Linked DNA regions of Homo sapiens: region 2 is linked to region 1. The links are chromatin contacts, found by Hi-C or POLR2A ChIA-PET in ENCODE. All regions are on one chromosome and are shown on one strand. The core of a region is the stretch at or near the end of the contact, and the rest is flanking DNA. Distances in the headings are between cores, read along the strand shown.

The links. Hi-C counts contacts between places; a loop is a spot of excess contacts on that map. ChIA-PET counts read pairs that join two places held with the same protein, here RNA polymerase II (POLR2A). Pooled maps may share reads with other maps.
Region 2: a loop to region 1 is called in a pooled map, with 2.4 times the contacts of the local background. The contact joins the enhancer-like site here to the promoter of BNIP5 in region 1. A Hi-C loop is called at or near these places in 1 of 168 maps with a recorded cell type or tissue (GM13977) and 3 of 50 pooled maps. POLR2A ChIA-PET finds 5 or more read pairs at or near these places in 3 of 52 experiments (CD4-positive, alpha-beta T cell, CD8-positive, alpha-beta memory T cell and OCI-LY7).

Annotation. Positions count from the first base shown.
Region 1 is chr6:36,332,716-36,339,374 of GRCh38, forward strand. BNIP5 (BCL2 interacting protein 5) reads right to left here and starts at 4,173. Exons shown (of 12, transcript NM_001010903.5): 1 at 3,997-4,173.
Region 2 is chr6:36,111,427-36,118,085 of GRCh38, forward strand. It overlaps a transcript of MAPK14 not described here. Among named protein-coding and RNA genes, the nearest start is that of MAPK13, 16 kb to the right of the region's middle. RefSeq lists an enhancer at 3,812-3,891. Within about 2 kb of position 3,830, at least 6 of the 41 ENCODE cell types and tissues checked have a DNase peak (open chromatin) inside an H3K27ac peak, as active enhancers do; they include CD4-positive, alpha-beta T cell and OCI-LY7, where a contact is called at or near this core.

The sequences.
Region 1 (6,659 bases), core at 2,923-5,422:
TCCCACCTGGGCAGCATTTCAAGCCCGCCTAGGTGTGGGCAGTGCATTTGATTTGTGTGTCTTTAATCTAAAACTCTTGGGGCTTTCCAATTTTTCCAGAGTTGTTCAGAAGGCCTCTTCCCTTCAGTGGAAGGTAAAAGAAAAATAAAATATGGTTTTGAATGCCAAACCTGAGCCCCTGGAGAGTCCTATGGAGTTTAGGACCACAGGTTGCCTGCTCTAATTTGTCATTATAGCTTTAGCATGCATTGACCAAGTAATGTTTAGTGGTATGGGATGTACTGTAAAATGTATTCTATTGCTATGCTCAGCTTAGAGGCAAAAATAAGAATCTATAATTGCGATTTCTTATGTGTGGGATCCACAGGAAAGTGAAGAAGATACAGAGAAAGAAGAAAAGAAATGGGAACACACATATTTGAAGGTGACACGAACATTTGGGATGCCTTCCCTCCTCCAAGCACCAGTATGGGAAGGAAACCAGATGGTATTGCAGCCCCAGGTCGCTGAGGCCAGAGGCCATTGGGGCCGAGTGTCCACACGTGGACGACCTTGGAGGAAATGAGAAATCAGGTCGGGGAGGAGGCAGGCAATTTAAAAGGACTTATTTGTTGTTTAATGTTCCTTAAAAGGAACATCTGGGCTACATGGAAACTTTTAGCAATATGTATCTGTACCTTATATGGAAATTCACTAATGTTCCTGAAAGGCTCAGAGACTGGCTGCCTTATGGTTGTGTTTCCAAAGACGATGCAGGGTAGGACAAGGAGAAGAGATCATAGAGGAAAATATTTATGTTTGTTCTCACTTATTTCTCTCAACATTTAATAAGCACCCACTCTGCACCAGAAATTATGCTCAGTGCTAGGGATACAATCATGAACAAGATGCAGTGTGTGCCCCCAGAGGGAATATTCTGGTCTTCTCTGAATGCGCAGGAATAAGGATGTGAGTACACAGTGATGACAGCAATGTCCCATTCCCCTGCATCTGCTCTCTCTTCAGAGGCACATGGTCTTAAAAGAAGATAAATTTAGGTTGAAGTTCTATGTGATTTAAGCTCACATTTAAAAAAGAGTAAGCTGACCAGAAATATTTACTGAACGGTGTCAGGGTTCTCTCTGCATTTTCCATATGTTCCTGTGGTCAGGGAAAATTGGATGGGGTTGTCAGAGAAGCTGTTCATTAACAAAACCACAGAACCAGGACACTCTTGTTCAGCTCAGCCTCTCTTCCGTCTGCACAGATTTGGCTCCATGGGACCCATCGCACGGAGGACCGGCGCTTCCTTACCCAGTTAACGGGAAGAGAGATGCAGTAATCTTTTAAAAAGCTGTCATTGCTATGGAAACGGTTTTCGCCATTGCCAATGGCAGCAGTATCCTCCTACCACATTCCAAGGACACGCTGCTCCTCCTGATCAGAACATTAACACAATCCCACCAGCACATGCTTTCCCTGATGTTTTTTCAGGAAAGCTGCGGTGATTTGGCCGCTCCCTCCCTGGAATAACCGGTGCCCTGAGCCCCCGGGGAGATGAGAGGAACTAAGGCCAGGAGCCCCCGCAGCTGCTGCTGCTGAGCCCAGAGGCAGGCAGGAAGGGGGCCTCTGCTATCCAAGAGTTTCCCCAGTGAAGAGATTCCAGGGTCTCCCAAGGTTTCCTAATTCCAAATCCAGTGGCCTCTTCCCATGTCTTGTCCTCCCTTACGTGCTTCAGTATTTGATACCAGCCCTACTTCCTTCTTTTCTCTTTCCTCTCTGGGTGGCTGTGACTGTCCTCAGTCCAGCTCTCTCCTCCCTCTCCCCCGCTCCAACTGCTCCTCCTCTGTAATGTTCCAAAGATTGTCTTCAGCTCTAGGCCAGGGATTGAGACAGCGCGGCTGACTGGGGAAGACACACCCACACGCCCCCAGGAAGACCCCTGAAGAACCTCTGCGGATGGGGTGTCCTCAGTCTCTAAGCCCTGGGAAGCTTGTCTTTTAATCCTAATAACCTCCCCTTTCCTACATGTGCCAAAATTAAACCGTTCAAGACTTTCCAAATATAAAATTCTGCTATCCAGGATTTATCAAAGCAAGACTTTCCTTTCCTTTCTTCTTCTTTTTTTGTTTTGTGCCCCAGGTGCTCAACTACGTTCAGTCCGACCACCAGGGAATCCCACCCTGTGCAGACTGTGCTCCAGACCAGGAATCCTAAGTGAGCAGCGTGGTCTCACTATGCGGAAACCCAGCTGATCTTGTAAACTTGTTATTGCCTTGGCCGAAAGTGGATGTCAGAGCAAAGTCCAAATCAGCTCAGAAATACCCAAGTGATCTGCACATCACAAGACTGCTTCTGATAAGATGTGACATTTACCGGTGACATGTCCAGCAACAGCAACAAAGAACCAGAGAAGGCTCACAAAGCTGACCCTGGAACGGGAAGTTTGCTTGCCTTCCCCAAGCTTGCTGCTGTGTGTTGTTTACTTTCTAAGTTGCACGGTGACCTCATCTCTATGCTGTTCTCTAATTTGTTCACCTGGCCGCGTTACTCTCTAACTGCTCTGGTGCCTTTCATGGAGATAACTTCGCGGCTCCCCTTCTCCACCCCATGATTCACACAATAGAAACTTCACAGAGAGCCAACCTGCTGCACACCCACAGCAGCACCCTGAGGGACAGAGTGTGTGGCACACACACGTGGACCCACAGTCAACACCACAGACATCCACGTGTCACCAGAACACACTTGTGCACACCACAGACCAACATGGACTCAAGACGCCCTGTATTTCTCCTGTCCCAAGTGTAAGGGAATAATTATGTGACCAAGCTCACCGCTTGCCATCGGTCCTAACTCTAAATTCCATGAGAGGGGACCTGAGCCTGGGAGGCTCTCAGTGTTTGTGAAACAAACAAATGATACACAGGCATGTGCAAACCCAAACCAGCTCACCTTCATGCAGCCACACGGCGTCCAGAGAGCCGTTTCATTGACATGATCTCATTTCATCTTTGCCAGGAGCAGTGAATCAGATGGGCTAACAGTGGGGCACTGAGGCTCCGGACCATTAAGAGACACGCCCAAGGTCACATAGCCGGGAAGCAGAGAGCTGAGACTCTCCCACTTCTCCCGATTCAAATCCTACATTCTCTATTCTACACCAAATGGCCTCATGTAAGCATAGATACACATGCACGCACTTACACATGGACTTAGGGGAGAAACCTGCTATTTCACACTGATGGAGGTAATCACAGTCACATACACACCTACCATGACCTATGCACATGGAGTCACACAATCACGTGTGCCTAGGTATAGACACCCATGCCCTCCCCACCCCATTCTGTCCTCTATCCAAGACCACGGGCAATGCAACACTGTGTGAGGAGTCGGTCAGGACTGTGGGTTATAATCCACCTCCCAGCCTCTACATTCCCATCCAAGAGAGCAGTAGACCATGAGTTATTTTAATAAGATTTCCCCATTCTTGGACTAACTTCCAAAAACCTTAAAACTCATAGAACCTTAATTTAACCATAGGTCATAATAACACCTCTCATTTATCAGGGGGTTCCCTCATGTACCTTCACATAAAGTCTATAACTTGACCTCTACCACATCCTGAGGGAAACTAGCAGGTGAGCTATGTAATGCTGCCCCATCCTACAGACAAGAAAACTGAGGCCCAAGGAAGTGAAGTTCCTTGCTCAGGGTGGCGGCTAATAAGCAGGATTGGGACTTGAATACAGAGTTTTAAGTCCGAGTGAGCCCAGAGCCCTTTGAGAAACACCCCGTTGAGATAATGTCATTGAACCTTGCTCCCTCTTTTTAGAGATAAGAAAACTGATCCCCCACCTCCACCCCCATTGCCTCTCTGGGAGGGCCCAGCATGCTGGAAGCAGCATTGGGACTGGACTCTTGGTTTGACACCCAGGACTAAACTCTTCTCCGGACCCCAAGATACATACCCACTGCTCCCGCCCCCAAAGGAGAGGGTATTGTTCAACCAACCTTGGACCACAGAAATCGCTTCTGTCCTGAACACCCTGGGCTGGGATCTTCAGACAAGAGGTCTCTGTGTTAGGCTCTGCTCCCTGTCAGCTGGAAGTTGTGTCCAGTGAGAAGTCAGACCCAGCTCTCCCAGGGAGAAGATGCCACTACTTTGGTGCTGGCAATTTTCTGAGTGTCTCAGAAGATGCTTTGGCCGTCCATATATACAGTATCTCCCAGGAACTGAGCTCATGGCAGCCAATCCAGAGAGCCATGGGCTGGCTCACCTTCCTCCACCTGTTACCACCCATCCCAGGACTGCTCCCCGCTCCTCCAATGATAAGAGGCTTAGCTCAGCTACCCTGGAAAAAACAGTTTCACTTGTCAACTTCCTTATTGCACCCAAACCCCAGTAAGAAACCAAAGCTCAGAAAATAACCTAAGGTCTGGCTGGGGAAAACCCCACCTGTAGAGTTGAAAACAAGACTTAATGGGAAATGCAGGTTAGGGGGAGAAAGTCGAGGTGGCTTTATTGCCTTTACAACATCCCTCAGTTATCTTTGAAGATTAGTGGGGAGGGAGGTACCTAGAAAGAAAGGTCAGCGATGGGATACATACATCCCTTGACCTGGAGACAACCCAGAAGGAAGAGCCCACAAGAGCCACGTGTTCCAGATCTGCTATGCCCGGGAAGGGTTGCCATGGATCTTGAGAGAACATTCTAAGAAGTCTTAAAAAGTCAGATTTCCACTTTCTGTAATGCCTTATTTTAAAAAATAGAGTGTAAATACATGTTTATAATCAGAAAAGAAAAACATGTTTTATTAAAATGAAAGCAAAGGCCGGGCACGGTGGCTCACACCTGTAATCCCAGCAATTTGGGAGGCTGAGGCAGGCGGATCACCTGAGGTCAGGAGTTCGAGACCAGCCTGGCCAACATGGCGAAACTCCATCTCTACTAAAAATACAAAAATTAGCCAGGTATGGTGGCAGACACTTGTAATCCCAGCTACTTGGAAGGCTGAGGCAGGAAAATCACTTGAACCCAGGAGGCAGAAGTTGTAGTGAGCTGAGATCGTGCCACTGCACTCCAGCCTGGGTGACAGAGTGAGACTCTGTCTCAAAAAAAAAAAAAAAAAAAAAAAGAAAAAAAAAGAAAAAAATATTAAGAAATTCTGTTTTGGTTCATTAACACAGGGAGGCATCACAAAATATATATGGAAGCACCAAACTTTGGAGTCAGCCCCATCTGGAGACACCTGCCAGCTGTGTAACCACAGCAGGGGACATGATGTCACTGAGCTTGTGCTCACTTATAAAACAAGTAGTCATCTCAGAGGGTAGTTGGGCCAAATGCGATAATGCTTACAAAGAAAAGAAGAAGGCCAGGCATGGTGGCTCACATCTGTAATCCCAGCACTGTGGGAGACCAAGGTAGGAGGATTGCTTGAGCCCAGAAGTTCAAGACCAGCCTGGACAACATAGTGAGATCTTATCTCTACTAAAAATTTTAAAAATTAGCCAGGCATGGTGGCACATGCCTGTAGTCTCAGCTACTCAGGAGGCTGAGGCAGGAGGATTGCTTGAGCCCAGGAGGTCAAGGCTGCAGTGAGCCATGATCGTGCTACTGCACTCCAGCCTAGGCAACAGAGTGAGATCCTGTCTCAAAGGAAAAAAGAAGAAAGGAAGGAAAGGAAGGAAAAAAAGAAGGAAAGAAAGGAAGAAAGGGAGGGAGGGAGGGAGGAAGGAAGGAAGGAAGGAAGGAAGGAAGGAAGGAAAAAGAAAGAAAGAAAGAAACAAAGAAAGAGAAGGAAAGGAAGGAAGAAAGAGAAGGAAAGGAAGGAAGGAAATGTATGGAGTGCCAGACATCTTTCTTTCTGTGTATTAACAGTGCCTGGTACTTGTAAGGGCTCAATAAAGGGCCAATGTTTTATTACGGGCAACAGAGTTATTAATGCTTCATTCATTCTGTCAACAGGTTTTGGATCCAGCTATGTGACAGACACTGTCTCAGCACTAAATTTAGAATTTATTAGTCCAAGAAGTCACTCAGCCTTCAAACAAATGTTAAATAATATTACATATTTTTCATTTATTTAATGAAACTATTGTGTCAACCACTTCTTCCAGGCCCTGTGTGTATTGTATGTGTTCTTTCTTATTCCAAGGTGAATATGCCCAGCCTGGCCCAGCCCTCATGGAGTCCATAAAGTAGTTGGGAAGAGAGAAACACACAGAGAAAAATCATACAAGCAAGCAGAAGGGAATAGGAAGTTGTTTAATGCGTACAGAGTTTCAGTTTGAGAGGAATGTGGTACCACTACCTCCACCATTCAACCATCTCCACAACTTTTGAGATGTGGAGGATTTTCACAAGGCACACTCAAACTCAACTTTTGAGTTTGGAGATGGTTCAATGGTGGAGAGTGGTACAACAATCAAAATGTGCTTAATGCCACTGCACCGTACACTTTAAAAAGGTTACAACAGTCAACTTTATGTCATGCATATTTTACCACAATAAAAAGAAGGGGAGGGGCAGACAGCCACGTGGCACACCGTGCAGACATCTCCCATGTACCCAGCAATCCCATCTGCAGGTACATACGCTCCTAGGTTCTCACGGGAGGGAGAACCATCATGGGCAGCTCTGGGCATCCCACGCCTTCTCCATCAGGGGTCCG
Region 2 (6,659 bases), core at 2,580-5,079, 220 kb before region 1:
TCATCTTTGACATTTGAGACTATCTATAAGCCATATATTTTTATTATAAAACTGCCAGAGAGAAGGTTTGGTTTGTATATATAGGTGTACATTGTTTGTAAGCTTTTAGGCGAATGTATTTTATGACTCTGTTTTGTCTTAGCTGGCTACGGTCCTTGAAAATATTCTTCAGAATGACTGAATTGCATCACGGGATGAAAGAGCCACGGGGTCTCACAGCTGAGTTCTCAGGGACTTTGCTGATGTGCTTCCTTTCTTGGTGTCCTTGGAATGACACCCAGCAGGTGTCCCAGGGTGGATTGTGGGGCTCAGCCTGTGAGGATATTGAGAGCTGGGTTTTTGTCCAGGCCCTGGCTGGCAGCTGGGAATGAAGGCAGTGATCGAAGGCAGACCAAGCATAGTCTCCTTTCCATCCCCAGTGACTTCGTAAGGAGGTGAGAGAAAAGGGCCCCGGTTGTTACATGGGGTCCTTTAGCTCCTGTTAAGAATCAGACAGTTGGCCGGGCGTGGTGGCTCACGCCTGTAATCTCAGCACTTTGGGAGGCTGAGGCGGGCAGATCACGAGGTCAGGAGATCGAGACCATCCTGGCTAACACGGTGAAACCCCGTCTCTACTAAAAATACAAAAAATTAGCTGGGCGTGGTGGTGCATGCCTGTAATCCCAGCTATTCAGGAGGCTGAGGCGGGAGAATGGTATGAACCAGGGAGGCGGAACTTGCAGTGAGCCAAGATCATGCCACTGCACTCCAGCCTGGGTGACAGAGTGAGACTCCGTCTCAAAAAAAAAAAAAGAATCAGACCGTTGTAGGGAGTATTTTGCCTTCACATACCAGACATGAGACATGAGAACAGCCTTCCTCCTAGGCTTCTGAGAAGAGGGCCTGCTTAGCCCAAAGAGAGCTGACACCACAAAAAGCTCCCCTGAAGTGAATCCACTTAAAACGGGGACCAAAATTTCATATGTGGTGGACACTGGGGGATAGGGGAAACCTGAATGGAACTTTAATCATGAAAATGGAACAAAATGACAAAAGCATGTTCATAATTTTAAAGATATATTAATTCTGACAAGGAAATTAAGTTGTTTTTGAAGTGAAACTGATTTTGTATCTTACAATAATTTTCTCATTTGATTTTTGCAACGTGATCATAGAAGGAAGTTTTGCAAAAATATTTGAGGGCTTCATCAGTTTTCAGAAGGCCTCTTGATATTTTGATATTCACATTCTTTTTTATAAGTATCTATCGGTGATCACCTCCTCAACTTTCCTTTTATTGTTAACTGGTCTGAGTCTGTCACCCACACTTTTCAGAGCTTTTGCTTAAGGTTTGAGCAGTTTTCTAGCATTATTTATCAACTTCATCAAATCCACCACCATTTGCAAGATTTGTGATTATTGCAATTAAGTTGCATTCTATTTGTGTCATTTGTCATATGCTTACAGTATAACCATAGAGACTAACAGAAGACCAGAATACAGTGGGCAGGATAAATACATTGGCTTCAGGTACTTAAGAAGCAAAGAGGGACTAACTTTTTATAAATAGCTCATTAGTGAATGTTTTCACATTGGGATGACTTTCACTTCTCTATATAATTTGGTAGCTGCAAGGACTTGGTTAATGAATATGCAAATAATAAAGACCCCCTTTTATTTATAATGCAGATATGTTTTAATAATGTACATGCCCTTTGAACTTAGCATTTACACTTCTCAGAAGTCTTCAGCCTGAGCAACATAGCTGGGGACTCTTGACTCTACATTAGCCAGGTGTGGTGGTGCATGCCTTGTAGTCCCAGCTGCTTGGGAGGCTGAGGTGGGAGGATCTCTTGAGCCCAGGAGTTCAAGGCTGCAGTGAGTCATGGTTGTGCCACTGCATTCCAGCCTGGGTGACATAGTGAGACCCTGTCTCATAAAAAAAAAAAAAAAAAAAAAAAAAGGTCTTAAGTGCACAAAGTAGAATGTTTTTCAGTGTCACATTCTTTGTACAGCAAAATACTGGAAGTAACCCACATATCTATGAATAAGGACTTGATTGAATAAGATGGTCATCTGTGCAGTGGAATACCATCCAGCTAGGCATGGATAGATGTGCAACATACATTGTGAAGGAGAAAAAGTCAGTGGCAAACTGTAGTATCCTAGCCCCCTTTTTTGTTGATAGGTAATGCCTGGCTAGGAAATGAATATACATTGAACTGTTAGCAACCATCTCTAGGCAGTGGGATTGTGCCCTTTAATTTTTATGCTATTTCTGTAATGTGTACCTTTTTTTACACTGAGAGTTTTGTTTTGTGATCAGAAGAAACCTTTTCTTTCTTTGTTTTGTTTTTTAATGAGAAAGGTGTTTAAAAGTCTATGTGACCTGGGGAACCATTCTCAAATTTCAGTTTTGCCAGGGCTAGAGCCCAGCCTTTCAAGGCAGGAGAACAGTTGCTGGAAAGAAATTGCACCCAGCTGTTAGGCCTCTGGCAAGCAAAGCCGCACCAGTACTTTGTAGCGGCATTCTCCACCCAGCTGGGAGGGTTTGGTTGTTTCTTCTTCAGTAGAAGGGTGTATTTTAAGGATCTTAAGCAGGATTTTTCAATTTTGGCACTATTGGCATCTCAGACCAGATAATTATTTGTTGTGGAAGCTGTCCTGTGCAGTGTAGGGTGTTAGGCAGCATCCCTGGCCTCTACCCACTAATGCCAGTAGCACTCATGCTCCCTTCCCCCAGTTGGGATAGCCAGAGATGTCTCCAGATGTTGTTGCCAAATGGCTTCTGGGGAACAAAATCATCCCTGGTTGAAAACCATGAATCTAACACTTCATCCCTCCTAATCTTGCAGAACACCAAAGCCTCTTTTCTTGAAAAAAGAGTTAACACCCACTGGCCTGTTGTAACTTAAAGAAGTAGTTTGGTGGCCGGGCACGGTGGCTCATGCCTGTAATCCCAGCACTTTGGGAGGCCGAGGTGGGCGGATCACCTGAGGTCAGGAGTTCAAAACCAGCCTGGCCAACATGGCAAAACCCTGTCTCTACTAAAAATACAAAAAATTAGCCGGGCTTGGTGGTGGGCACCTGTAATCCCAGCTACTTGGGAGGCTGAGGCAGGAGAATCGCTTGAACCTGGGAGGCGGAGGTTGCAGTGAGCCAAGATGACACCGCAGCACTCCAGCCTGGGCAACAAGAGTGGAACTCTGTTTAAAAAAAAAAAAAAAAAGTAGCTTGGCATCTTGGAGGAAAAGTACAAATTGGAAAGGCCTTTTTAGACTCAAATACATATTTTTAGGGGAAATATGTTTGGTACTGAATAAAGGTCATTTCATTTCTTAAAAAAAAACAGTAGGTTGAGTAAATTAAGTTATCCTTTGTTCAGAAGTTCTTTGCCATTATCCACAGGCAGAAAATCTGGTAATTAAACTGGGGGTATGACTACAAGATTTTCTTAGACCAGTAAGGAAATAACAAATCTCAATGTGCCTGGTGTGTTGTCGACACTCAAGATACTGGTTAGTCTGCATCTCACGAGTTGACAGGGGGCATCGAGGCTGTCTTGTTAGGGGGAGTTTGCAGCCTTCTGCATCTGGGAACAGTGTGTGTCTCTAAAGCCAACTGGGGAGAGAGCTTCTGAGGACAAATGGTCCTGAGGCAGTTTCTGGAAAACCCATTATTGAAGCCATAGGCTGTGGTCTAAGTACGCATAGCCAGTGGGATAATGTTATATTGCAGAGTTATTTGAGTAGTTCAATTTAAGGAAGGTGCTTTGTTTAGAAGTTATTATAAGTTAAATAAGGAAGTAACCTTCAGTTTGCAACTAAAAATAGAAACTGCCACCACCATTTGAGTGTCAGTTGCAGCAGAAAAGAAGAAGGTGTAAAACCACAGACCCAGCCTAGATTCTTAACAAAAACCAGTGGTTCTAAACTCTTGTCAGATCTATTACCCTTTGCATAACTAATATTTTATAATACCTCTTTTATAATGCTGAGGTGAAATTCATAGATAATTCACACAATTTCAAAGAAAATATAATGATCCAATATAAATGACAAAGGAAAAATACGAATACATTTCCATATATAAGTGCTGGCTGGGCATGGTGGCTCGCACCTGTAATCCCGGCACTTTGGGAGGCTGAGGCGGGCAGAACACTTGAGGTCAGGAGTTTAGGATGAGCCTGGCCAACATGGAGAAACCCGTCTCTACAGAAAATTTTTAAAACGTTAACTGGGGCGGGGCGCAGTGGCTTACACCTGTAATCACAGCACTTTGGGAGGCTGAGGCAAGTGGATCACTCGCCATCCTGGCCAACATGGTGAAACCCCATCTCTACTAAAAATACGAAATTAGTACAAGATAGAAAAATTAGTCAGCTGTGGTGGCACCCACCTGGGTCCCAGCTACTCAGGAGGCTGAGGCGGGAAAATTGCTTGAACCTGGGAGGTGGATCTTGCAGTAAGCTGAGATCATGCCACTGCACTCCAGCCTGGGCAACAGAGGGAGACTCCGTCTCAAAAAAAAAAAAAAAAATGAAAAAATAAAAAGTTATCTGGGCATGGTGGCACACACCTGTAGTCCCAGCTACTGAGGAGGCTGAGGCAGGAAGATTGCTTAAGCCATGGAGGTTGAGGCTGCAGTGAGCCATGATCATTCCACTGCACTCCAGCCTGGGTGACAGAGTGAGACCCTGTCTAAAAAAAAATAAAAAGTAAATTCTCAGGCATAGCTACATAAAAGAAATAATGAAGTAGTTAGATGCTTGTACCTATACATAGAATCACCTTGAATATGACAGCTCCAAATGCGTACTGATACAGTTGTGTTGTCTTGACAACTCAGATACCATGGCTGACTGCTGTCAGTCATGATTTTTCTGAAAGTGGTAAGCAACTCTTGGTAAAAATTTCAAACAAACAATTAGAATCTTTTTTTTTTTTTGGACAGGGTCTCAGTCTGTTGCCCAGCCTGGAGAACTTTTTTATTTACTCAGTTGTGATCCTGGGAAATGTAAGTATATTAATATGCAGAAAAGTATTTGTTTGATATGTAAAACCAAGTTACAGTCTAGGCTCAGATAATCATAAATAGTTTTTTCCACCTTCATGAATGTCCAGCAGGATGTTTGTAATGTGAAGCAATTCTTGTTAAGAATCCCACTCTGCACAGTGGCCCGTGCATGCTCATATCAGTAATACTCCTGATCAGTATGATAACCAAAAATGGCCCCAGAGATTTCAGTGCACCCGCTGAGAACTGCTGACAGATCAAATGACTCTGGGACACCTGGAGTCCTAAGAAGTGAAACCTCCACAATGCAGGACAGACCTGGCTCCCTATGGTCTTCCTTCCTTCCTTCACCTCCTTCCCCCTACTTTCCTTACCTCCCTACTAAAAAGTAGTTCTTTTAATGAACTGCTACTGTATGTTAGGCAATTTACATTCTTGCATATTCTATACAAGTAATGTCTCTTTCTCAGTCACGTTACAACTGAGGCTAGATTCAACAGACTATCCTGATATCAACGTTGAAAGACTCCTGGTTCCAAAGAGTTTTATAGCATTGGTGTTAGACAATCCTCTTTTGGTTTTTTTAAAGAAAATTTAAAAAAATTAATTCAGCATAATTTCCATAAGGACTCCCTGGCTGCTGCTGGCCAAATTGGGGAGGAGTCCCTGGCAGCCACAGCCAGGCACTGGTGCCTTATCTTGTTCAGCACACACTGGGTCTCTCTCCCTAGTTCCAGGCCCCTTGCCCTCGCTTCTCTACTCATCTGGGATAGAAATGCACCTCCAGGCCTCTGAAGAGAAACTACCTTTTCCCTCTTTCAGCCAAAAGGGCTCAAGCCAGCACTCGCTTTGTATGTCCTAGAAGATGAGCATGCTTCCCTCTGGCTCTCTATAGCAGTGCTCTAATGGGACAAAGTCACTGTGTGCTCTTGCTTTCTCTCCTGGTCTTTGTGCGTGATAGTCCCTCTCTCTAGAACCCTCTTCCTCCTCCTCATTCCTCTGAGCTAATGTATTCGTTCTTCTGTTCAGCCTTGACATCACTCCCTCAGTAAATTTCTGACCATTCCCAAGCCTGGATTAGCTGTGTCTTCTGCATGCACCCTGTAATCTGGAATGATCATTGGTGGCACTGATTACACTGCTTTATCATTGCTTGCTGTTTGTACCACCTGCTCAAAAAAGAAAAACATATAAAGGTTAAGGATACAGGCTCTGGAACCTTTGATGTGATTAAGTAATTTGCTCAAGATTGTACCAATAATAGAGAGTGGGGCTGTGAGGACTAAATGAGTTAAGACATGAAAAACCCTGAGTATACAGTAAATGCTAAATACTGGCTTAAGGCTGCATGTCATCGAAGACAGATCATGTCTTGTTCACTGTGGTGTCCCTGTCACCTAGCTTGGTACCTGGCACACAGTAGGCATTCAGTCCTTATTGACCGAGTCCATAAATGACTGTCAGCTTTTAATCCCTTGCAGATCACCTTGTCTTTTGCTTCCTGTTTTTACAATCAATAGTCTTTAGAAGCAAAGATCATTTAAAGAAAAACCAAATATGTAGGGGTTATCTGCCTTGCCTAAGAAATGGTGCTGTGTGGAATTTCCTTGTTTAAGAAGAGATACGTGTTAGAAGAATTGGCTTCTGATTCTCTTTGCTGTGTC